Regions from separate parts of the Homo sapiens genome. Here regions 1, 2 and 3 are each linked to region 4. A link is a contact called in ENCODE Hi-C or POLR2A ChIA-PET data. All regions are on one chromosome and are shown on one strand. Each heading gives the region's core, a stretch centred on a gene start or an enhancer-like site at or near the end of the contact. The rest is flanking DNA. Distances are from core to core; before and after follow the strand shown.

Region 1 (6,422 bases), core at 1,571-4,070, 310 kb before region 4:
GCCAAGAGTCCTCAAAGATCAGTTGTCCAAAAGAGAAAGAAAGAGAAAACTGAGTGTACGATGTAAGAATGGAGAATTGGCTGGGCGCAGTGGCTTATGCCTGTAATCCCAGCACTTTCGGAGGCTGAGGTGGGCGGATCACCTGATGTCAGGAGTTCGAGACCACCCTGGCCAACATGGTGAAACCCGTCTCTACTAACAATACAAAAATTAACTGAGCATGGTGGCAGGCACATGCCTGTAATCCCAGCTACTCAGGAGGCTGAGGCAGGAAGAATCACTTGAATCCAGAAGGCAGAGGTTGCAGTGAGCCAAGATTGTGCCACTGCACTCCAGCCTGGGTGACAGAACAAGACTCCATCTCAAAAAAAAAAAAAAAAAAGGAGAATTAATTATTCAGCAGCTCTTGAGATGGTGGCTCCAGCCTGACCTGGGTTTGAATCTTGGTTCTGGTACTTTAGTAATTGTGGGATCTTGAGCGAGGTACATAACCTTTCTAAGCCTTGTTAGTCTCTTCTGTTAAAGAGAGATGATAATGATGATGATACATATCACATCAGATTATGAATATTATATGAGTAGTGCGTCTAAAGTCATCACAGGCTGGGCATGGTGGCTCACCCCGATAATCCCAGCATTTTGGGAAGCTGAGGTAGGAGCATCACTTGAGCCCAGGAGTTTTAAACCAGCCTGGGCAACATAGTGAGACCCCGTCTCTACAAAAAAATCTTTTTAAATATTAGCTTGGTCATGGTGATGTGTGCCTGTAGTCCCAGCTATTTGGGAGGCTGAGGTGAGAGGATAACTTGAGTCCTGGGGGATCAAAACTGCAGTGAGCTATGATCACGCCGCTGCACTCCATCCTGGGCAACACAGCAAGACTCTGTCTCAAAAAGAAAAAAAAAAGTCCTTATCATACCTGGTGTATATATGAAACTTTTTCTAAAGCCACTAACTACTGATTAAATTAACAGGACATATGAGCTTCCTTTCAGTGCCTAATTGTCAATGAGAAACCCAGATATGGAGCGTGAGGAATCTACCATCTTCTAGGCACAGTAGCTGTTATCCGTTTGCCATTTCTTCTTTGCACTGTAACAGGATCCGCTGAAAAACAATTGGAGAAAGAGCCAGATGGATGGCAGTCTGAACTAGGGAAGCTTCTGTTTTGTAGTTTGCAGAAAGAATCTGCATGGGGATCACTGCTTAAGCTTTGCCTCTTTGTTTCCAGACACAGACGCACTTTCCTGCCTAATTTCCATAGCAAATACCCAATGAGCGCCTACTGTATGCCAGGTTCTGATGATGTCAGAGTGAGCCAGCACTTCCGAGGTACTGGCCACTCTCAAACCTCCTGGCTAGGATCTTCCAAGAGCTACAGCCTCTGGCCTGAGGGTCAGTCCAATGCTGTTAGATATTGACAAATGCGGGGCTAATTTTAATGGAATATAGTTTTATCCTTAAAAGGTGTGTGTGTTTTGGCTTTATTTGGGTTCATATAGATTAGGGGCATCATCATAACTCGCTTCCTAGTGCAGACCTGAGTGATTTAATCAAGTCTTGAAACACTTCGGGGCCTCAGTTTTTCATCTGCCTTCCCAACCTCTGAGGTTCTTTTTAGTTGACATCCTACATTCCCATGATCAGAAGGCTGCTAATTCAACTTTTGGCTTTTGTTAAACCTTTTTTTTTTTTGAGGCAGAGTTTTGCTGTCACCCAGACTGCAGTGCAGTGGTGAGATCTCAGCTCACTGCAACCTCCTCCTCCCAGGTTCAAACGATTCTCCTGCCTCAGCCTTCTGAGTAGCTGGGATTACTGGCACGTGCCACAACACCCAGCTAATTTTTGTATTTTTAGGAGAGACACGATTTTGCCATGTTGGCCAGGCTGGTCTCAAACTCCCAGCCTCAAGCGATCCACCCGCCTCAGCCTCCCAAAGTGCTGGCATTACAGGCATGAGCCACCGCACCTGGCCTGTTTTGTTTTGTTTTAATCGTTTTTAATGTCTCTCTCAAAACAAGAAAAGAAAAAAGGACAAAAAATTACTATTTTACTTCTCAGATTAATCTGATCTTAGTACACTACAGCAACAAAAGTCTTAATCAAGTACGTTTTAATTATTTGGTGTCATCATTGCAAGGAAACCATTCAGTAAGAATATTAGTAACCAGACATATAATTTTCTAACCTGAATGAGAAATTAGTTACATGGAGTATAGAAAAAGAAACCACCCCGTTTATCCTCCCTGTGACCATCATTAGTATTACCCGCAAGGCATAAAAAGTCCTAAAATGACACGCACGGCGGCAACATTACCTTTGCAGCTTCAAGCACAGTAAAGTTGAAAGCAGTCCCACCTTGGCAATTGTGTATAAAACGACAATGTGCAGATACAGGAAAAGTCCCAGGTCCGAAGCCACCTAGGAACGATGACCCCAGGACAGAAGTGTGCCCAAACAAATGCCTGGGGTAGGTCATTTTAAAAGGAACAATGTTTACAAGCCCTTTCTAGCGTGAAAAACAGAGAAAAGAGACCCAGCTCTTTCCACCCAATCTGCTGGAGCGCCGTTTCGTTTTCAGTTGGGCGAGAGGGAGACATGTGGCCTCTCGCCCCTTTTCCTGACTCTGAGAATGTGGCCGGAGCCGGGGCGCTCCTGCTCCGCCTCGCCGCCCTCCCGGGGCTGTCCTGGGCCCTCCGGCCGCCGCCTCCCGCTCCAGTTCGCAGCTGGGCGACAAGTGGCTGGTAAGGAGGCCAGGGGCGGGAGCCTGGGCGCGGGACCGGGGGCGCACGGCGGGGGACCGAGCGCGCGTCCCTGGCTAGAGGTGCCGGGTCCCGGGAGGCCGGGCTGGCGGGGAGGCTGGCGAGCGCCCCCTGGCGGGCACCGCCTTCTAGGCGCACCCGCAGTGCGCCGGGCCCGCCAGCCCCGCCAGCCCCGCCAGCCCCGCCAGCCCCGCCAGTCCCCGCGCAGTCCCCGCGCAGTCCCCGCGCAGTCCCAGCGCCACCGGGCAGCAGCGGCGCCGTGCTCGCTCCAGGTAGGGCCCCGCGCCCCGCGCCGCCGCCGGGAGGGAGCGGGCTGGAGGGGCCGAGACCCGTGGCGAGAAGGGCTACCCGGGCCCCTCGGAGAGCCTCCGGGAAGGGGTGAGGGCTGCCGGGTGAGCAGGCGGAGTAGGAAATGGAACCAAGCGGGCGCAAGAGCGCACCGGGAAGAATTTCCCCGCTGGGTTTCTGGGACGCAGGTCGCACGGGATGCGGGATGCTGGCGACCTTAGCCGGGTGGGGGCCGCCGGCCTGGGGGCGCTTCCTCCTTTCTTCTCCCTTTTCCTTCTCACCTGAACGAAAGGGGGCCTGCGGGGAGGGAAGAAGGTGGAAAGTTTTTGTATTCTTGGTAAAAAAAAAAAAAAAAAATGCGTGAGGAAACATGTTTTCTGGAGATGGTATCCTGTCCACAGGGGAGCATAACCCCTTTTCTGGGAATGTATTGGAGCACGGACGGGGGTGCCATTGCTCAGGCTTCTAAACAAGCCAAGTTTCTGGTCAAGGGCCTGGGGGAGGGGGAGGCAGGTCTTTGAAAGATACCAAAAAAAAAAAAAAAAGAAAAATCTGCGTGCTCATTCCTGTAGCCTCAAGTGAGGTTATTCCCCAGCTTTGAGGGCCAGGTTAACCAAGCAAAGTTTGTGCAATAAAGTATCTTTGTGGTATTGGATTTTCGAGAGCCACCGTTATCAATGGGAGAGTGACTGTTGAATGCTACAGGCGTGTGCACTCCCCCGTGGGCATGAAGAGAGGTCCACGGGCTGGCTGGATTGGGAGACTCCGGTCATTTCTGCAAGGAGAGCGCCACAGGACTGCCTTGTTCCCTGGGCTGTCCTGCCCCTGTGCGGGCTGGACGTGGTGCTATAAAAGATGATTCAGGAGTGGCACAGGCTGAGGGGGACTAGGCTGGAGAAGGTGGAGGGAAGAGGGAGCACTCCGTGCCCTCTTCCTGTCCATGGGAAATGAACCATCTGTGCCTGGTGTCCAAGTCCTTGACGTTCCAGTTGCCCTTTGAGAGCACACCTCAAGCCTGCTGAATTCTTTTAAGAACCACCTACAAGATCTGAGAAGTCCGCCCATGCTTTCTGTCAACTCCGGCCTCTTTGACCTTTTCTTTTGCCAAAGAAAATTCTAAACCACTGGGATTCGTGAGGCTCCGTGAGAGAGGCAAGAAGCCTGGAGGGTCCACTCCGTTGCTCTTTTCCCTTGGTTTGCTCCCTAGAAGCCATGGTCCCCACTGGGCCCTTCTTGCCCGAGGCTGTGTGATAGACAAGCCCTATTCCTAAGGTCCTGGGTCCCCCACCCCACCCCACACCCCGACCTTGTGAATCATCATCTTCATATTTTCCCTAACTTATCTTTGGTAACCCTTGTAAAATGGCAGGCTTACTGCGGATGCTTAATCTCTTTTAAAAGTGCTGTGTCTAGCGGGAAGAAGAGTGACATTTACTAATATGGTTGCAAATTACTTTTGAAGTTTATGCACAGCTGTTTAAAATCCCTCTGAGATCAGTGCCATTGTTTGATGCAGGTGCTTACCGCAGAAGGCTCTTGTTAGTCCCTTCCTCCTGCTGATTGAACATACATATATTTAAAGACGTGGCGTAGGGAGAGCTTCTAAAACCTGCAAAGCCAAAGCTGCACAGCTCCTGCAAGTTAGCGATCCACTCTAAGTTTTTCAGTTGTTGTTTCTGTCTTCTTGCCTCTCATGAACTTCTGTTTCTGATTTCAAGAGTAACCTGCTGGGCACCATCAGCCTTTGTTTCAGTGACCTGCGATTTTCTTCTACACTTTAAAAATGTCAATATCCAGGCAAGACTCTTGTCACCCACCATCCGCGTTGTCATGTTCATTTCCGCTACTGTCTTGTGCTGTGGTGCCTCGGGATGGCAACTGTTACTTGAGGAGCTAACTTCTACCTCTGTTCTCCTACAGACATGTCCTCATTGCGTCTTCGCTCACCATACACGGTGCAGCTCCTGGAAATTTGATTTGTTTTGCTGTCTCACTTCTCCTTCAGGCAACAAGGGGATGGTGTTCGATTATTCACACCTCAGCTCCTTCTGTAATCTCAAAGATCCCTTTCAACAATAATACTCTCTGTCTCTTGTTAACGCCAGGCATCAGAAGCCCCCTTACATAGCCGGCTTGTCACTGGTCATTTCTATAAAGTATTCTCATTCTAACACATGCTGTCTCTTCCGTGGAAAAGACTAAATTCTTCTCTGCAATGAATTAGATGTTTTAACCAAAATTCCATGTGGACTGGGTCCAGAATTTTCTTTCAAGAGTATGGGCTTGTGGTACAAGTATGTAACTTCGGGGATTCAGAAGTAGACCTACACAGACAAATCTCCTTATAACGTGTTATTTAATTATGGTATATTTGCCTTTCTGGAAATTAGGAATTAGAGTTAGTACTTCCTGTTTTTAATGCATTTGATTGATGTCTTAGAGTTGCTGATTATGTTGTTGCCCCTAAAAATGTTGCTAATGTGCTGGTTTGTTAACAAGGTTATATTTGATTTCAGGTGATTTCCTTTTTATGGAGTTCAGTCTTTAATTTTTTTCAATAATTTGCCTCAAATCATTTAAAATGATATATTGTTATATAATGAAAATCCCAGCAATATAGACGTGATTCCGTGTGTGTGTGTATGTGTGTGTGTAATCTGTAATTTAAAATAGAGAAATTAGTATTGTGACGGCATACATAGCATTAAACTCATGCTTGCTGTTTCTGTTGTTTTAACACTTTAAGCAGCTCATTTCTAAGCAGCTATGTGTTCAGCTCAGCTTTTTCATACCTATTCCAATTGTTAAGGAAGAAGTCATGAGAAACTATAGAAAAATGTGATGTTGAACCAGAGAGATGGATTAAAAGCTGTTTCCTTACAATGGTGAAAATATCTTTCATTATTTTAACATGCCAAGCATTTATACATGTCAAATTCTGATTGCTCTGTCATCTAAACACATTCTTGGGGACAAAATGAGCATCAGAGTTTTAAAATTAGGAAAGCTCACTCAAGCCCAGAATCATAGATTTTTGCTCCTGGATTAAATTAGCAAGTATTTGGCAGGACATCTTTCTGCAGGTTGCTGTAGGTTGATGTTAGCTTTTGAATTAAGCTAATAGTATTAATTATAATAATAATAATCAGCATCAACAAAACCAATGAAATATGGTTTTGAGTCTTTATTATTTAGAATTTATGTGCTGTATATCATACTCAGAATTTTATTTATATGTAAGAGGCATTACTGCTTCATTTAACCTCCAAAAGCCTTTATAAATTAGATATTATTATTATTCCAGTTTTTCAGATGAGGAAACTGAGGCTCAAGGGGTAGAGCCCCTTGTCCAGGTCTTATAACCAGTCAGTG
Region 2 (6,655 bases), core at 3,465-5,964, 270 kb before region 4:
AGTCCCACCAACAGTGTAAAAGTGTTCCTATTTCTCCACATCCTCTCCAGCACCTGTTGTTTCCTGACCTTTTAATGATTGCCATTCTAACTGGTGTGAGATGGTATCTCATTGTGGTTTTGATTTGCATTTCTCTGATGGCCAGTGATGATGAGCATTTTTTCATGTGTCTTTTGGCTGCATAAATGTCTTCTTTTGAGAAGTGTCTGCTCATATCCTTCACCCACTTTTTGATGGGGTTGTTTGTTTTTTTCTTGTAAATTTGTTTGAGTTCATTGTAGATTCTGGATATTAGCCCTTTGTCAGATGAGTAGGTTGCGAAAATTTTCTCCCATTTTGTAGGTTGCCTGTTCACTCTGATGGTAGTTTCTTTTGCTGTGCAGAAGCTCTTTAGTTGAATTAGATCCCATTTGTCAATTTTGGCTTTTGTTGCCATTGCTTTTGGTGTTTTAGACATGAAGTCCTTGCCCATGCCTATGTCCTGAATGGTAATGCCTAGGTTTTCTTCTAGGGTTTTTATGGTTTTAGGTCTAACGTTGAAGTCTTTAATCCATCTTGAATTAATTTTTGTATAAGGTGTAAGGAAGGGATCCAGTTTCAGCTTTCTACATATGGCTAGCCAGTTTTCCCAGCACCATTTATTAAATAGGGAATCCTTTCCTCATTGCTTGTTTTTCTCAGGTTTGTCAAAGATCAGATAGTTGTAGATATGTGGCCTTATTTCTGAGGGCTCTGTTCTGTTCCATTGATCTATATCTCTGTTTTGGTACCAGTACCATGCTGTTTTGGTTACTGTAGCCTGTAGTATAGTTTGAAGTCAGGTAGTGTGATGCCTCCAGCTTTGTTCTTTTGGCTTAGGATTGACTTGGCGATGCGGGCTCTTTTTTGGTTCCATATGAACTTTAAAGTAGTTTTTTCCAATTCTGTGAAGAAAGTCATTGGTAGCTTGATGGGGATGGCATTGAATCTATAAATTACCTTGGGCAGTATGGCCATTTTCACGATATTGATTCTTCCTACCCATGAGCATGGAATGTTCGTCCATTTGTTTGTATCCTCTTTTATTTCATTGAGCAGTGGTTTGTAGTCCTCCTTGAAGAGGTCCTTCACGTCCCTTGTAAGTTGGATTCCCACAAAAATCCTCAATAAAATACTGGCAAACCGAATCCAGCAGCACATCAAAAAGCTTATCCACCATGATCAAGTGGGCTTCATCCCTGGGATGCAAGGCTGGTTCAATATACGCAAATCAATAAATGTAATCCAGCGTATAAACAGAACCAAAGACAAAAACCACATGATTATCTCAATAGATTCAGAAAAGGCCTTTGACAAAATTCAACAACGCTTCATGCTAAAAACTCTCAATAAATTAGGTATTGATGGGACGTATCTCAAAATAATAAGAGCTATCTATGACAGACCCACAGCCAATATCATACAGAATGGGCAAAAACTGGAAGCATTCCCTTTGAAAACTGGCACAAGACAGGGATGCCCTCTCTCACCACTCCTATTCAACATAGTGTTGGAAGTTCTGGCCAGGGCAATTAGGCAGGAGAAGGAAATAAAGGGTATTCAATTAGGAAAAGAGGAAGTCAAATTGTCCCTGTTTGCAGACGACATGACTGTATATCTAGAAAACTCCATCGTCTCAGCCCAAAATCTCCTTAAGCTGGTAAGCAACTTCAGCAAAGTCTCAGGATACGAAATCAATGTACAAAAATCACAAGCATTCTTATACACCAATACCAGACAGAGAGCCAAATCATGAGTGAACTCCCATTCACAATTGCTTCAAAGAGAGTAAAATACCTAAGTATAACACCTTCTTTGAACTAATGTAGCTTCCACATGGCTAAGCTTTGTGTATATTCCTTGCACCACGCTGAAATTTCCTTTCCTCTGCAACCTCATCTTGCTCTACCCCAAGGGGCACTTCTACTGTAAACCTGGATGGTGTGTGGAGTGAGGCAGTCCTGACTCCCCTACCCTAATCCCACTGGCACCCCATTTTACTGCCCTTTTTGTTTTAAGACGCTTACTATTAATTGATACACAAAAACAGGAGGCAGGTAACAAAAATAATAAACATCAGGGCCTGTACACCATCATGAGTAACACCTAACATTTGCAGTTAGATATCTCTGAGCTCAGTTCCCCACCATCCCACTTACTAGCTGTAGGTCCTCGGACAATTCACTTGAACTCTTTCTTTTGTTGTTGTGCTAGAATACGCGTAACACAAAATTTACCATGTGAACCTTTTTTTTTTCTCGTTTTCCTGAGATGGAGTTTTGCTATGTCCCCCAGGCTGGAGTGCAGTGGCACAATCTCAGCTCACTGCAACCTCCACCTCCTGGGTTCAAGCGATTCTCCCCGCCTCAGCCTCCCGAATAGCTGGGATTACAGGCACACACCACCACACCTGGCTAATTTTTGTATTTTTAGTAGTTTCACCATGTTTGCCAGGCTGGTCTCGAACTCCTCACCTTGTGATCTGCCTGCCTCAGCCTCCCAAAGTGCTGGGATTGCAGGCATGAGCCACCGTGCCTGGCCTGAACCAATTTGAAGTGTACGGTTCAGGGACATGAGAACATTCACAGTATTATGCAACCATCGCCACCACGCATCTCCAGAACCTTTTCATCATCCCAAACTGAGACTCTGTCCCCATCAAGCATGAATTCCCCATTTCCCCCCTTCCAAGTTCCCGGGAGCCACAATTCTACCCTCAGTGTCTGTGAATGTGACTCCTCTAGGGACTCATTTCAGTGGAACTGTTTAACATTTGTCCCTTGGTGTCTGGCTTCTTTCACCGAGCATAATGTCCCCAAGTTTCCTCCATGTTGTAGCAGGTGTCACCACGTCCTTCCTTTTTCAGCCTCAAGAATATTCCAGTTTAACCTTTGAAAGCCTCCATTGCCTCTTCTGTAAAATCGGATCAGTAGGCCATTTTTCAAAGGTTGTTGTGAGGATTTAATAAAATCAGGTAAAGCAACAGACAGCGCCCAGTGCAGTGCTTTGAGCCATGATAAAAATTAATTTAGCCTCCTTCTCTTCCCTTTCTAAATGATAAGTTACATGAAGACCAGGTGCAAGAAAAATGCCTTTCTCATGTCCGTGGTTCCTGAAGTCACACATTTGTGAGTGCTCAGTAATTAATATTATTTTTAACTGAATTGGATAATCTTCTTATTTAGCAAGTTAGAGATTAACTCCCAGAGTCCCAGTATCGTAAAAATAAAAATGTTACATTCACATTTTCCCGCTATTTTTCCCCTATAGATTAAAAAAAAAAAAAACAGAAAGGAAATAATAGCAGACTTTGTCACTCAGGAAAAGAAAGAGTTGACTTAAGACAATGTGGGTCTGGGCGCAGTGGCTCACGCCTGTAATCCCAGCACTTTGGGAGGCCGAGGCAGGCGGATCATGAGGTCAGGAGTTCGAGAGCAGCCTGGCCAATATGGTGAAACACTGTCTCTACTAAAAATATAAAAATTTAGCCAGGTGCGGTGGTACGTGCCTGTTGTCCCAGTTACTTGGGAGGCTGAGGCAGGAGAATCTCTTAAACCCAGGAGGTGGAGGTTGCAGTGAGCCTGGATCATGCCACTGCACTCCAGCCTATGCGATAGAAAGAGACTCCTCAAAAAAAAAAAAAAAGAGTGTGGGGTAGGATCTCCAACTGCTTAGGCGAGAGAGGAGGTTAAACAGTCATCACACAAATTCAGATTCTAAGGGCAGGTGAATGAATAGAACCAATAAGTGAAGACCCAGTTTCCAGTTATCTCCATTTATCAATGTCCTTGGCCTAAGTCAATTAGAGTTAATCACTGTGGAGTTAATTACAGTGTCTCTCCTTGCCGTTAACAATATATTCTGTGGTCATCGCATTATTAGAATGGGCAAATTGGTTCTTCAGTTGACAGTGTGACCAGGTCATTAAACAGACAAATCTCCCCGATGAAAAACCTTGAGCGATGTTGATTTTGGTGGAAACATAAAGCCATCCACAAACCATCCTTTCCAGGATGGATGTCAGGTAGTGGGAATTAAGCTCAAAACTGTGACTCACAAACAGTTTAACTTCCTTCAGGTTGATTTTCCCCATTGGTAAAATTCCCATGAATATTCTACATAACCCTTTGATTCTTCCAACATCGTTTTTCCCAAACATCTTTCCTGAGAGCTCTTCAAAAGATGGTAAAGGTACCATAGTAAGATACATGATGTAATGAACTTGACCTCGCTGAGGGGAAAATGGCCATGGTAGCCTGCTTGGAAGAAATATGCAAACCATCTGAGAAAGAGACAGCTCTCTCAGTGTCGTGGGGTTGGAGGTCATGTCTTTCCTTTTCACAACAGGAAGGGCTGGCACCTTCTGCTCTTTCGGTCCTGACAACTGTCTGCTCAGAGCATCAGCCAAACAAGGCCCTGTCATCCCAGCCAGGAAGGATGCGCGGTGCATGGGAGTGGCAGGACATTTGTGGAAGGAGTACAGCCGACCCCCCAGTTTCCTCCAGTCCTTGTCCCCAGGCTGGGGTTCCTTCCAGCACTTGCAGTTCAGCCCTGCTCAGCGTGTTTCTCTGGAAAACAGAACCGTGGGCCTTGTCAGCAACCTGCTGTGTGAGTTGGGTTGTGTGTTTGATCATCGAGGACAGTGTTTCAGCATCTGGAGGTGTGTGTTTGCTTTCCTTAGGTAACCACAAAGTAGTGGTTAGCGTCTCTCTAATTGATAAGGGTGACAGAAGCTGCTGCTGGCTTTAGAATGATGCCTGAACTCTTCTTCTGAAAATGAATGTGGTTAATTTAGTCATGACAGACACATTTCTGACTTCTTCCTCCCTCCTTTTTTCCCCAACGCCACCTTTCCCCATGGTGTTGTGTTTTTGCTTTTGTTTTTGTTTTTGTTTTCCTCTGTCTGGAGACTGAAAGAGACCAGACTGCGCTCAGCTGAAAGCTAAGGGAAGCCTGTGCTGCTCCGCCAGGGCTGAGTATTTTGTTTTCAGCTCCGCGAACTCCACCTGTGTGACTTTTTCTTCCTTTCTTTTTAAAAGTAAACATGGCAGGATGTGTGCTCACCAATTACTGAGCGCACAGAAATACAGGAACTGCTGGGCTAACGAACACGACTTCAAAGGACAGTGGTGAGGAGCCCTTGCCTCCCTGCCAGGCTTGAAAGGGCTGAGCTCTCCAGGGAGGGCAGGGCCCACCCTCAGGGCTCCACCAAAATAGTGACTTCCCAGCCTGTGACTTTCTTAGAGCCCTGAGGAAGGACTCAACGCAGGGAAAGGACGTGATGGCAGTGGGGATTCCCTCTTGCTTTGAGCCCTTCTGAATGCAAGCAGAAAAAGAAACCCTTTTATATTACTTTTTAATTGAATATAATAACAGAAACAATGAAAAGAATGTGACCTTGACTTTGCAACTCTATTTCCCAGGCATATTCCTAACAACACCTAAGAAAGCTAGGATGTAGGTAGCTTTTATCACCTTCGTTCTTTTTAGGTAATGAGTTAGAAGCACAAAGCAGGCAAGAGACCTCGTAACGTCAAATTTAATATTAAGCTGATCTTCTGATGGCCCAGGACATACCCCTGGGTGCTAGAATCTAACACGGAGACATGGATGGTGACGGGTACCTAGTGATCCAGCTGTTGAACTACACACAATTCTGCTGTTGTCCCCGAGGGAGAACTGTTCACTCTGAAGCTGCAGATGCTGTGTTATAGGGTGTTAAAGTCTCTACAGTTTCTATCAATGCTGTTGCATTCATGTTTTATTGCTTCTGCCAAAATACGAGTATTTCAAGGATGAAGTTCATGTTCTCCCACCAGCTCTTGTCTAAAATCCATGCTCAATGAGTATTTACTGTATGCAGGTTATTACTGAAGAGAGGACTTATGTGTTCTTCCCATGACATCAGAATGCAAGGATATTTCTCCAAGAGAGCAGGCTTCTATCTGCAAATGCATTCACCTGAGGATAGTGGTGAGACAGCCACTGAGCCTGGCAAGTCAGCACCACTCCAGGTTGTTGGGCTGAAAATAGACTAGAGAGAGTAATCTCTAGGCCCTCATTTTATAGGCAAAGAAGCTGAAACCCACAGAGGGTAAGCAGTTTCCCCATGTTTACTCTGTCCTTCATTGAGCTTTGTATTGGCTTCGTTGCTCTTAGTGAAAACACAAGGACTGGCCACAGTTAGAGCCGGGGTCCATGTGTGCATCCCAGGCTTCTGCCTCTGACAGAGTTGAGGAACGTGTTGAGAAGGTGTGGTTGCTTTCCTTGACCTTAAACTTAAATAGCGCAGAATTGCTTTGGGCTCAGCGTTTTAATCATGTCACATAAAAATCAGATGCTATCCACAGAGAAGAAAAAAAATCATTTGAAATGTGCATATGAATATTTATTAGAGAAAGAGTAAAGAGTAGATATTACTTCATATGGAAACGAGGAGGCTTGGAGGTGGCTTTAATATGCAGCATCAGTAAGAATCAATGCAAAGAGAATGCTATCTAGCAATTTTAAATGTTCACTCAAAGAGAAATGGGCTTGAATTATAGCAGGAGGATTCCTGTTTAGTTGTTAAAAAAAAGATAAAAAGTAATCAGTAGGTCTCAACATGGACTTACTAAATTCATGCCAGATTCACCTA
Region 3 (7,131 bases), core at 3,307-5,806, 340 kb after region 4:
GAGAGAGCTAAGGGGAACAACCAAAGAACATGGATTTTCCAGCAAAAAGCATGGAGTTATCATCACAGCTGCCCAGGGACAACGCATTTGGATTCTGATGTTTTCAGAGGGGTGCACATCCTCAGAGTAACACCTCCCACAGCACCACCAACTAGGTGGCCTCAACACCCCCAAATTCCCTGAGCTCAGAAACAGTCATTTATCCAGTCAAGATAAAGAACCAAGAAAAGCTGCGCTGGGACCCCAGGGAACAGCTCTCTCTCTAAGCGTGTATCACAACCCAGCCTCCCAGACCTGCGGCTTCAGCACAGCCAGGCAGCATCACGTGCCCTGACCTCTGACCCTGGGACAGACCACACACCTCTTGTGCCTCTCATATGAAAAGCCCCTAATAAAGGATCACACAGCTCTCTCTTATCTCCTCACCTACAACCCAGATAAGCACAGAGCTCACAAGCAAAAAATGCAAATGGCTGAATTAAGTTCCACAGACAGCAGACGTACATAGGTGATGGGCAGCTTCTTCATGGTAAGGACGGTGTCAACAGGGATGGCATTGTTGCACTGTCCCACGCAGCAGCGCACCACGCCTGTTTTTAAGACGTTGCTTGTCAGCTCTGCTTGCAAGAAGTACTCCTGAGAAAGAAAGAGCGAGAAAGAGAGTCATGGCGACACCTCCGTTAGGGTCTACTGGAAACACTGATAGCGGCGGCTCTGTGAGAACCCTTTAGATGCACTGTAAGTCCCAGAGAGAAAAACCCCGCCTAACCCGTTCTCCCTTACTTCCTCTAACTTTTCCCTGCCTCCAAAGCTATCGACAGTCCAACTGACAGTCCAATTGCTTTTTAAATATATATATATTTAACAGATAAACATGCAAAACTATTGCCTGTAATGACATTTCCAGAATATTTCTGGATTTTATTTTATGCTAAGGTATCCCCAGCTCAATCTTCAGAAAACTATTGTGTATTCACATTATAAGCCAGGCAGGCAACACAGAGGACATGAAGAAAACTTGCCCCAAACATCCCTGCGTATTTCCACCGTCCCGTGCTGCTGGCTGTGCTAGTGAGCAAATGACAGCCTCGCTAAGCCTGTGTCTTTATCCATAAATGCAGATGGCACGGTGCCTGCTTCAGGTGGCTGCTGAGGAGAAGAAACCCTTCAATGCATGCAAAGCACTCACGCCTGGCACGCAGGGAGCACCCAGAGGAAGCACTAGTGACCTCCCAGGCTGGAAACACCACAAGGACAGGGCACTGTCAGCTTCGCTGCTGCCCTGTGGGGCTCCACATCACAGACTGATATGCTAGCAGGACCGCACACATCTGCTGCCCAGGAAAGGACGGTTTCGTATTTTCTGGATTATGACCAGCTATTGATCTACTTATTCTACAATCTGTAACCTACGTTTTGATTTATTTGGTCTTTTCTCTTAGACGGCCTGCCTACCAGCTATGAAAAAGAACAGAAAACCACCAGGCAAACACTCCAGTTATGGCCAACAAGTACTAACAGCTGACGAGGTGAAATCCTGTCTGAAGTCACAGATTTTGCTGAAGTCCCTTGGACTGTCATCTCAATTTCCTTCCCGAGAGACAGCCAAGACCATGAACCTGGCGAGGTCCCTCCAACCCACGGTGAAATAGCTTCTCGTTTACACGTGTCCAAGGACACAGGTCTCCTTTTATAGATGTCTAATTTACATGAATGTTACGCTTCTGGCTTCCTCCTCACCTAGGTTTTCTAAAATGCTGTAGAGGACTCAGTCACAGCGCTCTCTTGTATTTCATTTACCCATTCCCTTGCTGTGGTTACTCGGTTGTTTCCAAACTATTTCCAACAATGCAGCAATGAACATCCTGTACCTGACTCCCTGTCCACTCCAGAAGTTTCTCCAGGGCTAGGCTCTCAAGCCGTTTTTGACGCAGTTACCATTATAATGCTATACATACGCACATATGTAAGAAACACACATGGAAGAAAAGTTTCACAAAACATGACTTAACCTAACATGCAGTGTTCTCTGATTTCTTTAGATTTTATGCCATTTAACTCTTTTTAAGCCTCTCATAACCCACCAGATTAACTGTTTTTATTTATATAAATTTAAGGGGTGGGGGTCACACCTGTAGTCCCAGCACTTTGGGAGACTGAAGTGGGAGGATCACTTGAGCCCAGGAGTTCGAGACCAGCCTGGGCAACATGGCGAAACCCTGTCTCTACCAAAAATACAAAAATTAGCTAGGCATAGTGGTGCACACCTGTAGTCTCAGCTACTCGGGAGGCTGAGGTTGCAGTGAGTTGAGATCGTGCCACTGCACTCCAGCCTGGGCAACAAAGCAAGACCCTGTATCTAAACAAATAAACAAAAAGAATCTAAGATTCTGTGAGACCAAGAAGCTGTCTTTGGCCAGACATAGTGGCTCAAGCCTGTAATCTCAGCAATTTGGGAGGCCAAGGCAAACGGATCACTTGAGGTCAGGAGTTTGAGACCAGCCCAGTCAATATGGGTGAAACCCCATCTCTACTAAAAATACAAAAATTAGCCAGGCATGGTAGCACACGCCTGTAATCCCAGCTACTCTGAGGCTGAGGCCTGAGAATCGCTTGAGCCCGGGAGGTGGAGGTTGCGGTGAGCCGAGCAAGATGGCACCACTGCACTCCAGCCTGGGCTACAGAGAGAGACTCCATCTCAAAAAAAAAAAAAAACAAAAAAAAAAACCTGTCTTTGAAACATAACTTCATGTCACTTAACACCTCAACAATGTAATAATTTCCTTCACTTTCCCAAAACTTAAAGAAACAAATGAACAAAATGGCTTCTGGTGATTCTATTAGCTATATTTTCTAAGGGGGAGGGGTCAAAGAAAAAGAAGGTTGCCCTACTCTTGGGAGATAAAGGGGCTTATCGTTCTAGGCAGCGCAGGAAGCAATGGCTCGCTTTTTATCTCCAAAACACCCCCGTCCGTGGCTCCACTATTTTTAACACGCTTTCCTAGCCTCTGAATTACTGCCCAACTCGGGATCTTCATTATCCCCATGGCCTTCCCTCCTGGGCAGAGACTGGACTCGACACTTCTGAAACAGGATATCCCCAAATTTATTCACAGGCTGTGATCAACAACAACAAAAAAGGCTGGACATGGTGGCTCACGCCTATAATCCCAACACTTTGGGAGGCCGAGGCGAGTGGATCACTTCAAGTCAGGAGTTTGAGACCAGCCTGGCCAACATGGTGAAACCTCGTCTTTAACAAAAAAAAAATACCAAAAAAAATTAGCCAGGTATGGTGGTGTACACCTGTACTACCAGCTACTTGAGAGGCTGACACAGGAGAACAGCTTGAACCCAGGAGGCCGAGGTTGCGGTGAGCCAAGATCACACCACTGCCCTCCAGCCTGGGCGACAGAGTGAGACTCTGTTTTTTAAAAAAAAAAAAAAAACAGCAGAGTGCCTCCACTTCTAACAAGGTCTTACAGCCTTAAAAAATCTGTTCCCACAAATAGGCAGTTTTTCTGGGACTTCCTCGCAGGACCCCTGAGGGCAGACAGCCCACCCCAGTCTCAGTAATGGGGAAGTATTTCTCTAGATTCTGTATTCTTTTCTTCTATGGGGAAAACAAAATGCATGCAGCAACCAACTGACAACCTTCCAATCAGCTTTAAAAAGTCTACTTCACTTTTTTGTTTGTTTGTTTTGAGACAGAGTCTCACTTTGTTGCCCACACTGGAGTGCAGTGGCACGATTTCAGCCTACTGCAACCTCTGCCTCCCGGATTCAAGTGATTCTCCTGCCTCAGCCTCCTGAGTAGCTGGGATTACAGGCATACGCCACTACACCCAGCTAATTTTTGTATTTTTAGTAGAGACAGGGTTTCACCATGTTAGCCAGGCTGGTCTTGAACTCCTGACATCAAGTGATCCGCCCTCCTAGGCCTCCCAAAGTACTGGGATTACAGGTGTGAGCTACTGCGCCGGGCCTATTTCACTCTTATGCATACAACTGGTGGGACTCTAAAGTGATAACAATCTCCATGAAAAAATTGGCAACATCTAGAAAAGTCACACTTGGCCAGGTGCAGTGGCTCATGCCTGTAATCCTAGCACTTTGGGAGGCTAAGGCAGGGCAGATCACTTGAGCTCATGAGTTTGAGACCAGCCTGGGAAACAGACAAAACCCCGTCTCTACAAAAAATACAGAATTAGCCAGGTGTGGTGGCACACACCTGTAGTCCCAGCTGCTCGGGAGGCTGAGGTGGGAGGATGGCTTGAGCCTGGGAGGCGGAGGTTGCAGTGGGCCAAGATTGTGCCGCCATATTCCAGCCTGGGTGACAGAGCCAGGCCTTGTCTCAAAAACAAAACAAAACAAAACAACAGAAAAGTCACACTTGCATTTATCTTTACCCAGCAATTCCACTTCTAGAAATGCATGCTGAAGATGCACTGGCAAAAACAGAAATGACCTGTGCACAAGATTGTGCAATGCAGCATTATTAATGAAAGCAAAAGGCTGGAAGTGACCACGTCCATGAGCGAGAACGGCATAAATCACAGTGCGTCAACACAGAACACTATGCAGCTGACCAAGAGGCGAGAGAGCTCTGTGAGCTGATAAAGAGGGATTTCCTAATTTGGGTAGGACAACAAATAAAAGAATAAAAGGGCAAAAAATAAAAGAGTAAAAAATAAATAAAAGAGTGATTCCCATGGCTTCTAAGTGACAAAGCAAAGTACACAACAGTGTATCTGAAATGCTACCTTCTGTGGAAAAGGAGAATATGAAAATACCTACGAATTTGCTAATACTTGCATAAAGAAATACTGAAGGATTAATCGCTAATTGTTTAAAATAACTACCAATGGTGGAGGCAGAGAACAGTCTGAAGTGAACAGGGAGGTAATGAGACTTCTCTTATCACAAAGTTTTGATCTTTTCTTTTGAGACAGGGTCTCACTCTGTCACCCAGGCTGGAGTGCAGTGGCACAATCTCAGCTCACTGCAATCTCCGCCTCCTGGGTTCACGCGATTCTCCCACCTCAGCCTCCTAAGTAGCTGGGGCTACAGGTATGCACCACCATGACTAGCTAATTTTTCTGTATTTTTTGGTAGAGACAGGGTTTTGCCATGTTGGCCAGGCTGATCTCTAACTCCTGACTTAAAGTGACCTGTCTGCCTCAGCCCCGCAAAGTGCTGGGATTACAGGGGTGAGCCACTGTGCCCAGGCGCAAGGTTTTGACTTTGAAAACATTAACAGGCCTTACACATCAAGAAAGATCATTAAATCAAAAAGAAGCAAAGCAACCCCTGTAGGTATTATGAATAAACTACATGTCTAACTGCAAATTAAGTTGGTAATAAAACCACAAAAGCAAAAAGGACTTACTTTAAGTGACTTCAGAACATGATATTTTGACTAATAAATACATCATTCATGGAGAAATGGAGCTGTTAGGAAATCTTCAAGTCCAGTCAGTATTCCATTAATACTGGCATTATTTTGAATATTATTTTTAAATACATAGAATAGTATCAATAAGTAATAAATACTATTAGGAACCAAGATTTCAGTGTATGAGAAAAGATTCAAGTGTGAGAAAAGAAGTAAAATTCCTTTCGTGTTAAATGTGAATTAGATTATGGAACACAATTTATGATGGCTGAACGTGTGAAGGGCCAAAGCCTCTGACAATGCAGATACGGTGCAGCTTTTGAAACCCAGGAGAATGAAGAGAACATGTGTAAACAGTATCATTTTTCAGCACTTACTGATGGTGCTGCATACCTGGTTAAAAAGAAAAAAGAAAAAGGTGCCGTTGTGCAACAAAGCAAGGTAATGCGTATCTGCTGAGATGGCAGTTACCCTCAGAAAGGAGGGAGGGTGCTAGGATGGCCAGGGGCCACCAGGACAGCTCCGTGATGGCTGGCAGATCCCATCTTCTAATCTGGTGGATGCTCACAACATCATCATTTTAAACTGCTATATGCTGTTTTATATACTTGTGTTATATTTAACAACAAAATGTTGAAATTTGCCTGGTGTCACACCTATAATCCCAGAACTTTGGGAGGCTGAGGTAGGAGGATCACTTAAGCCCAGGAGTTCAAGACCAGCCTGGGCAACATAGTGAGTGAGACCCTGTCTGTACAAAAAAACAAAACAAAAAAAAAACCAGCCAGGTGTGATGGTGCATGCGTGTTCCCAGCTACTTGGGAGGCTGAGGTGGGAGGACTGTGCCTAAGCCCAGGAGGTTGATGCTGCAGTAAGCCATGATCGTGCCACTGCACTAAAGCCTAGGCAACAGAGTGAGAGCCTGTCTCTTTGAAACAAATAAAGTTTAAAAACTGGGATTGGGATTATCAGTATGAACCACTGTTTTTTTTTCTTTCTTTTCAAAAATACACATTTCCTAGCTGTGCCTCTTCAAAAGATGAGCAATCAGCATCACTAACGGGGAAAAACTAACCTACTCCTAAGGAGGCTGTGAGCCTCCTCATGTGACGAGGCAAAGCACGAAGCCCTCTCCGGCCTCCCATGGGGCACGCCTGCCAAGACTCAGGCTTGAATCGAATCAAGCCTCTACGGCTAACTTCCAGTTACTGGAAAGCCAGGACAGGTAATGATGGCAGAACAAGTTACACAACCACACCGGGAAGCAAACCAAGAATGGGGACGCTCTGTAGGACGAATGACCCAGTTTATGCAATGAGACAAGAGCATGGGAAAAGCAGGGAGGGAGTCCCGTACAGCTCTCTATTTAACTTAAGAGACAAGCAACCAAATGTTGGTTTGGACTCTGACTTGAACAAATCAACTGTAAAAAGGCATTTCTGAGACAATCATAAAAGTATAATTATGGATCGGGTAGTAGAGGCCACATATGATAACATTTATAAAATACGAAAATGGCATGGTAGTTATGGGGAAAAAAGTACATATTTTTTGGAGATGTGTACATATAGGTATGATTTGTATATGAATGTTCAGTGTATTGCTTTCTTTACTTTTTAATGTCTCAAAATTTTCATAAGCAAAAACAAAAAGTCCTGTGTAGCCCATGTTGTGAGATGATATCACTGCTCTGTAATACCCTGCACAGTTCTACCAATTGACAATGTGGTTTTGTG
Region 4 (7,192 bases), core at 4,435-6,934:
AGCAAACAAAGCCTTCTCTTGGGTCAGTAGAAGTTTTGGTTCTGTTTTTACCAAAAATCCTCTCATTCCCTAAAGACAGACTCTGTCTTTACGCAGTCTATTTGTCAAATACAAGGTGCCATGAATTGGGAGACATCTTGATTTCAAGCATGAAATAGCAAGCATATTTCGAGGAATGAGATACTCCAGCATGAAGAAAGCCTGTCTCCGAATGGGTGGGCTGCAGAGGGAGCACCACCCTCCACATGGAGAAAGCATAACCCCTGCGTGTATTTGAAGAGCCATATACCCCTTAAGCCATTAAAAAAAAAATGTTTCATTCTTGATGATGTAATCCTCTCTATGAAAAATACAAAAATTAGCCGGGCGTGGTGGCCCATGCCTGTAATCCCAGCTACTCAGGAGGCTGAGGCAGGAGAATCCCGGGAAGCGGAGGTTGCAGTGAGCCAAGATCGCACCACTACACTCCAGCCTGGGTGACAGAACGTGACTCCATCTCAAAAAAAGAAAAAAACCCACAAGATCCAAACCAAGGTTTCCCTTTTGCACAATAAGAACGCGTGTGGGGAACAATTGTGTGGTTCTTTGCACTGCCCAGATGAGCTCATGAGAAAATTCCCAGCAAGAGCAGCGCCTGGGTGATGGCGGTGAGTCACCGGCAGAGGCCTGACTCCATCACAAGGCTGGGGACAGCGTTCCCGGCATGCAGTGTCAGCTACTTCCTGGCATGGAGTGTCAGCTACTTCCTGTCTGAGTCAGGCGCAGGCCCCGAGGGTGGCTCCGCTGAGGGAACTGGCACCTTCTCCACACACCTCCTTCGCCGAGTCACAGACAAGCTATGCAGAGAAATCTACCGGAGCCACGGCAAGGCTCTGGAAGAGGACAGAGAAGGGAGCAGCTTCCAGAGGCCACATCGGTTTGTCGCCATGACAACAGAGGGGCGGGGCCGTGACCACCTGCCCCTGGCACAAGGCCCCCAAGTGCCGAAGGGTCACTGAGTCTTAAGCAAAGAGCAAGAGGCATCAGCCTCATGGGACAATCCACCCAGAGTCGCCTAACCACAGACCCCAAAAGTCCCCTAGTGGACACCACCCAGTCCAGGAACAGATCAAATTCAAGAATATGTAAACTTGGGTGGGAAAAAAAATCTTTTCCTCCACTAGCCAGGAACTAATATTTAGCATTTTCATTATGAAGATAGGCAGCATACCACATGAGCAGCCTCTGTGTCGGTCACCAGTAAAAATCATAATATGTTCATGGCACATGATGGTTATTGCAGTTTTGTTTTTTGTTTTTTTTTTGAGACAGAGTCTGGCTCTGTCACCCAACCTGGAGTGCAGTGGTACCATCACAGCTCACTGCAACCTCGACCACCCGGGCTCGAGGGATCCTCCCACCTCAGCCTCCAAGTTGCTCGGACTATAGGCGTGTGCCACCACACCCAGCTAATTCTTTTTAGATGGGGTCTCACTATGTTGCCCTGGCTAGTCTCAAACTTCCGGGCTTAAGCAATTCTCCTACATCAGCCTCCCAAAGTGCTGGGGTTACAGGCATGAGCCACCACACCCAGCCTGTTGCAGATGTCTTGAAAGAGTATTTACCCTTCATCTCTACTGTGAAATTACGGTTGTTTTCAGACTTGCCACTATTGAATGCATTATTAAAGTGGTACATATATTTCTACATCGTAAATGTTTATATTTGGCATTTTGATATCAGTATTTCAAGAGTTCTCTCCTTCGTAATCCAAAGTGTGTTATTTTTTAAATGTAAACATTATTCTAAGAAGGGGCTCAGGATCAACCCTGGAGGACCAGAGGGGCTACAGCACACACAAAAAAGCTTCAGTACACTGTATTAGTGTGCTGAGGATGTCGCAACAAAGTACTTCAGATGGAGGGACTTACACAACAGTTTTTTAATTTTTTTTTTTTTTAGAGATAGGATCTCGCTCTGTCACCTAGGCTGGAGTACAGTGCTGCAATCATAGCCCACTGCAGCCTTGACCTCCTGGGCTCAAGCGGTCTTCCCCTTCAGCCTTCCAACTAACTGGGACCACAGGTAAGTGCCACCAGGCTCAGCTATTTTATTTTTTGTAGAGACAGGTCTCCCCATGCTGCCCAGGCTGGTCTCAGTCTCCTGGGCTCAAGTGATCCTCCTGCCTCAGCTTCCCAAAGTGCTGAGATTATGGGAATGAGCTGTCGCACCGGCCCACAACAAAAATTTATTTTCTCCTGATTCTGGAAGGTGGGAGTCCAAGATCAAGGTGTCGGCAGGACTGGGTCCTTTGAGGCTGCGGGAAGGAGCTATCCAGGTGTCTGTCCTTGACCTGTAGTCAGCTGTCTTCACTCCCTCTTCTCATCACCTTCTCTCTGCATGTGCCTGTCTCCAAATTTCCCTTTTTTATAAGGACATCAGCCATACTGGATTAAGGCCCATCCTAATGACCTCATTTTAACTTGATGGCCTCTGGAAAGACTTTTCTCCAAATAAGGTCACACCCTGAGGTGCTGGCGAGTAGGACTCCAACGTGCTGTTTTTGGCAGGGATGCAATTCAGTCCTTAACATACTCCAGTCCAATCTCCATGCTTTCCTTAGAGAACCCTCAAGCCCAGAGTGACTGACAGAACTGTCAACAGAACACAGGTTTCCCGACAGCCCCCTCAAGGTTTGAAGGGCTTTATACACTGTAAAGGGCCGTGCGATTGTAGGTTGCATGGCGGCGGGGATCCCTTAAAGAGCAGGCGTTCTCGGGAAGGCAACGCTTTTCACCCACGGGTGGCAAGCTCCTCGGGCCCCAGAAGAGGAACGGGGAAAACTCCAGGCCTCATTTTTGTTTGTTTTACTTTTGGTGGGCAGCTGCTTCTAGTCACATCTCTAATTTCACGGCCATCATGAGAATATGGATCACATCTGTGAGGTGGGCCCAGCAAACCCCGTCTCTACTGAAAATACAAAAAAATTAGCCGCACGTGGTGGCAGACACCTGTAATCCCAGCTACTTGGGAGGCTGAGACAGGAGAATTGCTTGAACCCGGGAGGCAGAGGTTGTCGTGAGCTGAAATCATGCCACTGCACTCCAGCCTGGGCAACAGAGTGAGGCTCCACTTCAAAAAAAAAAAAAAAAAAAAAAGCCTGCAATCTCAGCCCCACTCACTGCACAGGAGACATGTGAACACTTTAGGAGAATGGGAAGTATTTTCTTTTCCTTTATTTTCCTCTGAGACTTTCTCTATAAATCAAGCCCTCAGGCCTATTGTCCAAATCTGAAATAAAGCCTGCCTCCTCCATCTGACCCTGTTCTCAAGAGACCTGAAATGAAATCTTCCCACATAGCCCTTGGCATGCACAGATCCAGGATATGGAACAGGGCTGACGGAAACTCATGAAAGCACAGCGCGGCTGGGGCCCAGGTCGACCTATTTCTTTTTTCTTTTTTTTGAGACAGAGTCTCCCTCTGTCACCCAGGCTGGAGTTCAATGGCACGATCTGGGCTCACTGGAACCTCTGCCTCCCGGGTTCAAACAATTCTCCTGCCTCAGCCTCCCAAGTAGCTGGGATTACAGGCACCCACCACCATGCCCAGCTAAAATTTTTGTATTTTTAGTAGAGACGGGGTTCACCATGTTGGCCAGGCTGGTCTCAAACTCCTGACCTCAGGTGATCCGCCCGCCTCGGCCTCCCAAAGTGCTAGGATTACAGGCATGAGCCACCGTGCCCAGCCAGACTGACGTATTTCAACACGTTGGCCAGAATGCATAAATCCAAGGCATCATTCAGGGTTTAGTTAAGAAACCCCGATGTCCTAATAGGGCAATTGGAACGATCACCTTCACTAGACAGCCTGGAGTCAAGGGAGGGACACAGGAGACCATTACCTGCAAGTCCTAAGGGACAGAAGGGACATTTATCATCTCCCAGCACTGCCTTCATCAGCCATTCACCAAACTAGACAGTTACAGCCCCTGTCTGTGAACTCGGGGTGCTTTGCACTTGTTCATAACATACAACATACATGCACAATGGCAAGTAAGCACGTATGTAATGCTTCACATCTGCCCTCCCTGCTGGATGGCAGCCACCATCGGGGCAGGGGCAACTGTCTATCCCACCCTCTGGTCTATCCTCAGTGCTAAGCACAGATTCCCACACATGGTAGAGATTGGTAAATATTCCCTAAGTAAATAGGTACCTGCCTCTCCCACTTCCACACCCACCCTCTGATAGCCTATTGCCCTTTTGCAATACTTCTTCCCATTCAAGGTTGAACTAGGATTCATTTCAATTTAGCTTTAAAAATATAAATACATGCCCACAGTGTGGGGGAGAAAGCACACACAGATACCCATAGGCTCCACCCTCCACCCACGGGAGAAGGCGCTGTGGCTATTTGGGGTCACAGTATCCTGTTACCTTTATTGAACATTCACTTTTTATCAAAGGTCTGAGGTACACTGTCTCATTTATTCTACACAACCTTAGTTAGAGACTCATAGGCTTGGGGCTTGAACATCTTGTCCAAGATCACACACCTAGAGAGTACTGAACCAGGACTGGAGCTAAAAGAGGTCTGATTCAAACACTGGGCTTCATCAGCTCCCTGTGCTACCTGCCCGGAAGTGGCTTCATTACTCTCAAAGAATTCGGCTTCCCAGCCCTTCCGCAAGCACTGCTACCAGGCTCTTCATCCTGCCATTCAATAGACACATCTGAAGTTTGACTTCCCGCCTCTTGGCTCCCACACCCCCAGGAGGCAGCTGTCAGAGTCCTTCAGTGGCTAAAGGAACGTAGCCTGGGCCTCCCAGGCATCACACACGCACCAGGAAATCATAAATTGAAAGGTAACGCTCTTCGGTTCTCGTCCTTACCTTAGCAGAGGTGTTGGAACAAGGCTGACATTTACAATGCACAGGAGCTTGGCTACTTCAGCAATTGCATGGCCACTGGTGTTCTGGAAGAATCCATTTAAATGCTAGACACATTTTCTCTTGGCACTTGAAACTAGGTTCCAGACGGGGGAAGTGGTTGAATACTAATTACTTGTAGCAAGGCCATTGGAAGAGCATCTTTCACTTTCTTTCCCAATTTCAATAATCTGTTCCTGAATGCTTCTTATCCAAACCCACGTTTCAGAAAACAAGTTTAAGAACTGGGAAAATCTACAGTTAGGATGAAATGAATAAAAATGTCTTTCCTTCATTTATTTGGCAAATATTTAGTGGGTGCTTACTATCCCAGGCAGGGGGCTAGATCTTGGGAAGAGAGTGCTGAGTCAAAACTGGCCCAGTTCCTACTCTCAAGGTGCTTAAGTCTAGTGAGAGAACGGGCATGAAGCAAATAATGACACCAATAAAGGTGAAACTGCAACTCTGGGTGTCCTACAAAGGAGGCATGTGGTCCGATGAGCGCATGTCATAGGGCCTAATCTAGCCCGGAGGGTGGGAAGACTCCTTGATGCCATGACACCATCTGATGCATTAGAAACCACCTGGTAAAGAGGGAACCGGACCCTTACTATCCAGAGGAAACAGCAAGCACAAAGGTGTTACATGGGAGGGAGTGTGCAAAAACAAGAGTTCAAGAAAGCCTCTGTGGCCGAGGAGTGTAGGCTGAGCTGAGGCTAGAGAGACAGGCAAGAACCAGATGCCCCAGGACACGGTGAGCTGTGGTTAGGACGTGTGTCATTAAACGCAAGAGCAACAGGAAACCATTGAAGGGCTTTTAAACCTTGCATGACACAATCAGTTACCTCAAAAATATTCCTCTAGTTTCTTGGTAGAAGAATGAGTAATATTAGGTAACTTATACTTCTCATATGAAATGGGAAAAAGAAGGCATCATTATCTCCGTGAGAGATTTGTGGAGAGGGAAAGCAACTGGTTCCGGGTCGTAGCTCACCAGAAAGTAGAGCACAGAATTCTTGTCCCATGTTCCTGAGTCTTAAACACCCATATTCTTTTGTTGTTGTCGTTGTTGTTGTTTTGTTTTGTTTGTTTGTTTTTGAGACGGAGTTTTTGCTCTTGTTGCCCAGGCTGGAGTACAATGGCGCGATCTCGGCTCACTGCAACCTCCGCCTCCCGGGTTCAAGCAATTCTCCTGCCTCAGCCTCCCAAGTGGCTGGGACTACACGTGCACACCACCACACCCAGCTAATTTTTGTATTTTTAGTAGAGAGGGGGGTCTCACCATGTTGGCCAGGCTGGTCTCAAACTCCTGATCTCAGGTGAGCCACCTGCCTCAGCCTCCCAAAGTGCTGCGATTACAAGCGTGAGCCACCACACCTGGCACCATTTTCAAAATAAATAGATAAAACTGTGTCAGATAGAGTCACATCATATGGCCCTCTTCATTTATGCATTCTGACATGCTGACTTCTGAAGTTGTCCAGGTACAAAATAACTCAGTCAGTGACCAGAAATATGAGCCATTTAATGTCTACCCCTGGGAAGAGTTAAGTCTTACTGCCTCCTCTCTCCACACACTAAACCAATTTCTCTTCCCATTTCTCCACCCTAAGTCACTTCCACTTTCCTAACTGCAACGTCTTACCTATGGCAAAGCCTATATTCACTGCATTTTCCCCATGGCCTCATCACACAGATAACAGACCCCGGAATCTGGAAAAGGGAAAAAAATATATGTATGTGTTGCTCCTTAAGACAAGACCAAATCATCCTATCCAGGTGCAGTGGTGCATACCTGTAGTCCCAGCTGCTCAGGAAGCTGAGACAAGAGGATTTATTGGGCCCAGGAGTTCAAGACCAGCCTGGGCAACCATCTCTGAAAATAAATAAGTACATAAATCATCCTAGATCACTGAGTCTATAATTCAGTCTTAAATTTGTTTAGGAAAAGTTATTTATGTTCTTGGTATCTCAGTATCTTTATCTAACAGCTGAAAAAAAAAAAACGTAAAAATAATCTGCTTGGGCATATAGGGAAGTAAAAATATACTGAAGAATCGCCATTCAGGGAAGATGAAGACCCAGGGAGGGGAGCCCATGTTGACAACTACTGTTTTAAAAAGCAATTGTCATTTCTACATACTAGCAGTAAATAATTAAAAAATGAATTTTTAAAAATCTTTAACTTTTTTTTTTTTTTTTTTTTTTGAGACAGGATCTCACTCTTGTCTCCCAGGCTGGAGTGCAGTGGTACGATCTCAGCTTACTGCAGCCTCAACTTCCT

The links. Hi-C counts contacts between places; a loop is a spot of excess contacts on that map. ChIA-PET counts read pairs that join two places held with the same protein, here RNA polymerase II (POLR2A). Pooled maps may share reads with other maps.
Region 1: a loop to region 4 is called in a pooled map, with 4 times the contacts of the local background. The contact joins the promoter of PRKCQ-AS1 here to the enhancer-like site in region 4. A Hi-C loop is called at or near these places in 7 of 50 pooled maps. POLR2A ChIA-PET finds 5 or more read pairs at or near these places in 2 of 52 experiments (activated T-cell and activated naive CD4-positive, alpha-beta T cell).
Region 2: a loop to region 4 is called in a pooled map, with 5 times the contacts of the local background. The contact joins two enhancer-like sites. A Hi-C loop is called at or near these places in 4 of 50 pooled maps. POLR2A ChIA-PET finds 5 or more read pairs at or near these places in 2 of 52 experiments (GM12878 and activated T-cell).
Region 3: POLR2A ChIA-PET joins it to region 4 with 12 read pairs in H1. The contact joins two enhancer-like sites. A Hi-C loop is called at or near these places in 1 of 168 maps with a recorded cell type or tissue (ascending aorta) and 3 of 50 pooled maps. POLR2A ChIA-PET finds 5 or more read pairs at or near these places in 1 of 52 experiments (H1).

Annotation. Positions count from the first base shown.
Region 1 is chr10:6,576,823-6,583,244 of GRCh38, reverse strand. PRKCQ-AS1 (PRKCQ antisense RNA 1) reads right to left here and starts at 2,820. Exons shown (of 2, transcript NR_036503.1): 1 at 2,318-2,820. PRKCQ (protein kinase C theta) reads left to right here and starts at 2,969. Exons shown (of 18, transcript NM_006257.5): 1 at 2,969-3,034. RefSeq lists silencers at 2,558-2,707, 2,718-2,967.
Region 2 is chr10:6,541,635-6,548,289 of GRCh38, reverse strand. All of the region lies in intron 1 of PRKCQ (protein kinase C theta), which reads left to right. Among named protein-coding and RNA genes, the nearest start is that of PRKCQ, 35 kb to the left of the region's middle. Within about 2 kb of position 4,714, at least 5 of the 41 ENCODE cell types and tissues checked have a DNase peak (open chromatin) inside an H3K27ac peak, as active enhancers do.
Region 3 is chr10:5,929,961-5,937,091 of GRCh38, reverse strand. FBH1 (F-box DNA helicase 1) reads right to left here. Exons shown (of 21, transcript NM_178150.3): 20 at 505-636. It overlaps LOC105376384 (a long non-coding RNA gene), which reads left to right. Exons shown (of 2, transcript NR_188180.1): 2 at 1-41. Among named protein-coding and RNA genes, the nearest start is that of FBH1, 43 kb to the right of the region's middle. Within about 2 kb of position 4,556, at least 2 of the 41 ENCODE cell types and tissues checked have a DNase peak (open chromatin) inside an H3K27ac peak, as active enhancers do.
Region 4 is chr10:6,268,948-6,276,139 of GRCh38, reverse strand. It overlaps a transcript of PFKFB3 not described here. Among named protein-coding and RNA genes, the nearest start is that of LINC02649, 54 kb to the left of the region's middle. RefSeq lists enhancers at 446-885, 1,036-1,145, 5,429-5,478 and silencers at 3,968-4,168, 5,608-5,808. Within about 2 kb of position 5,684, at least 8 of the 41 ENCODE cell types and tissues checked have a DNase peak (open chromatin) inside an H3K27ac peak, as active enhancers do.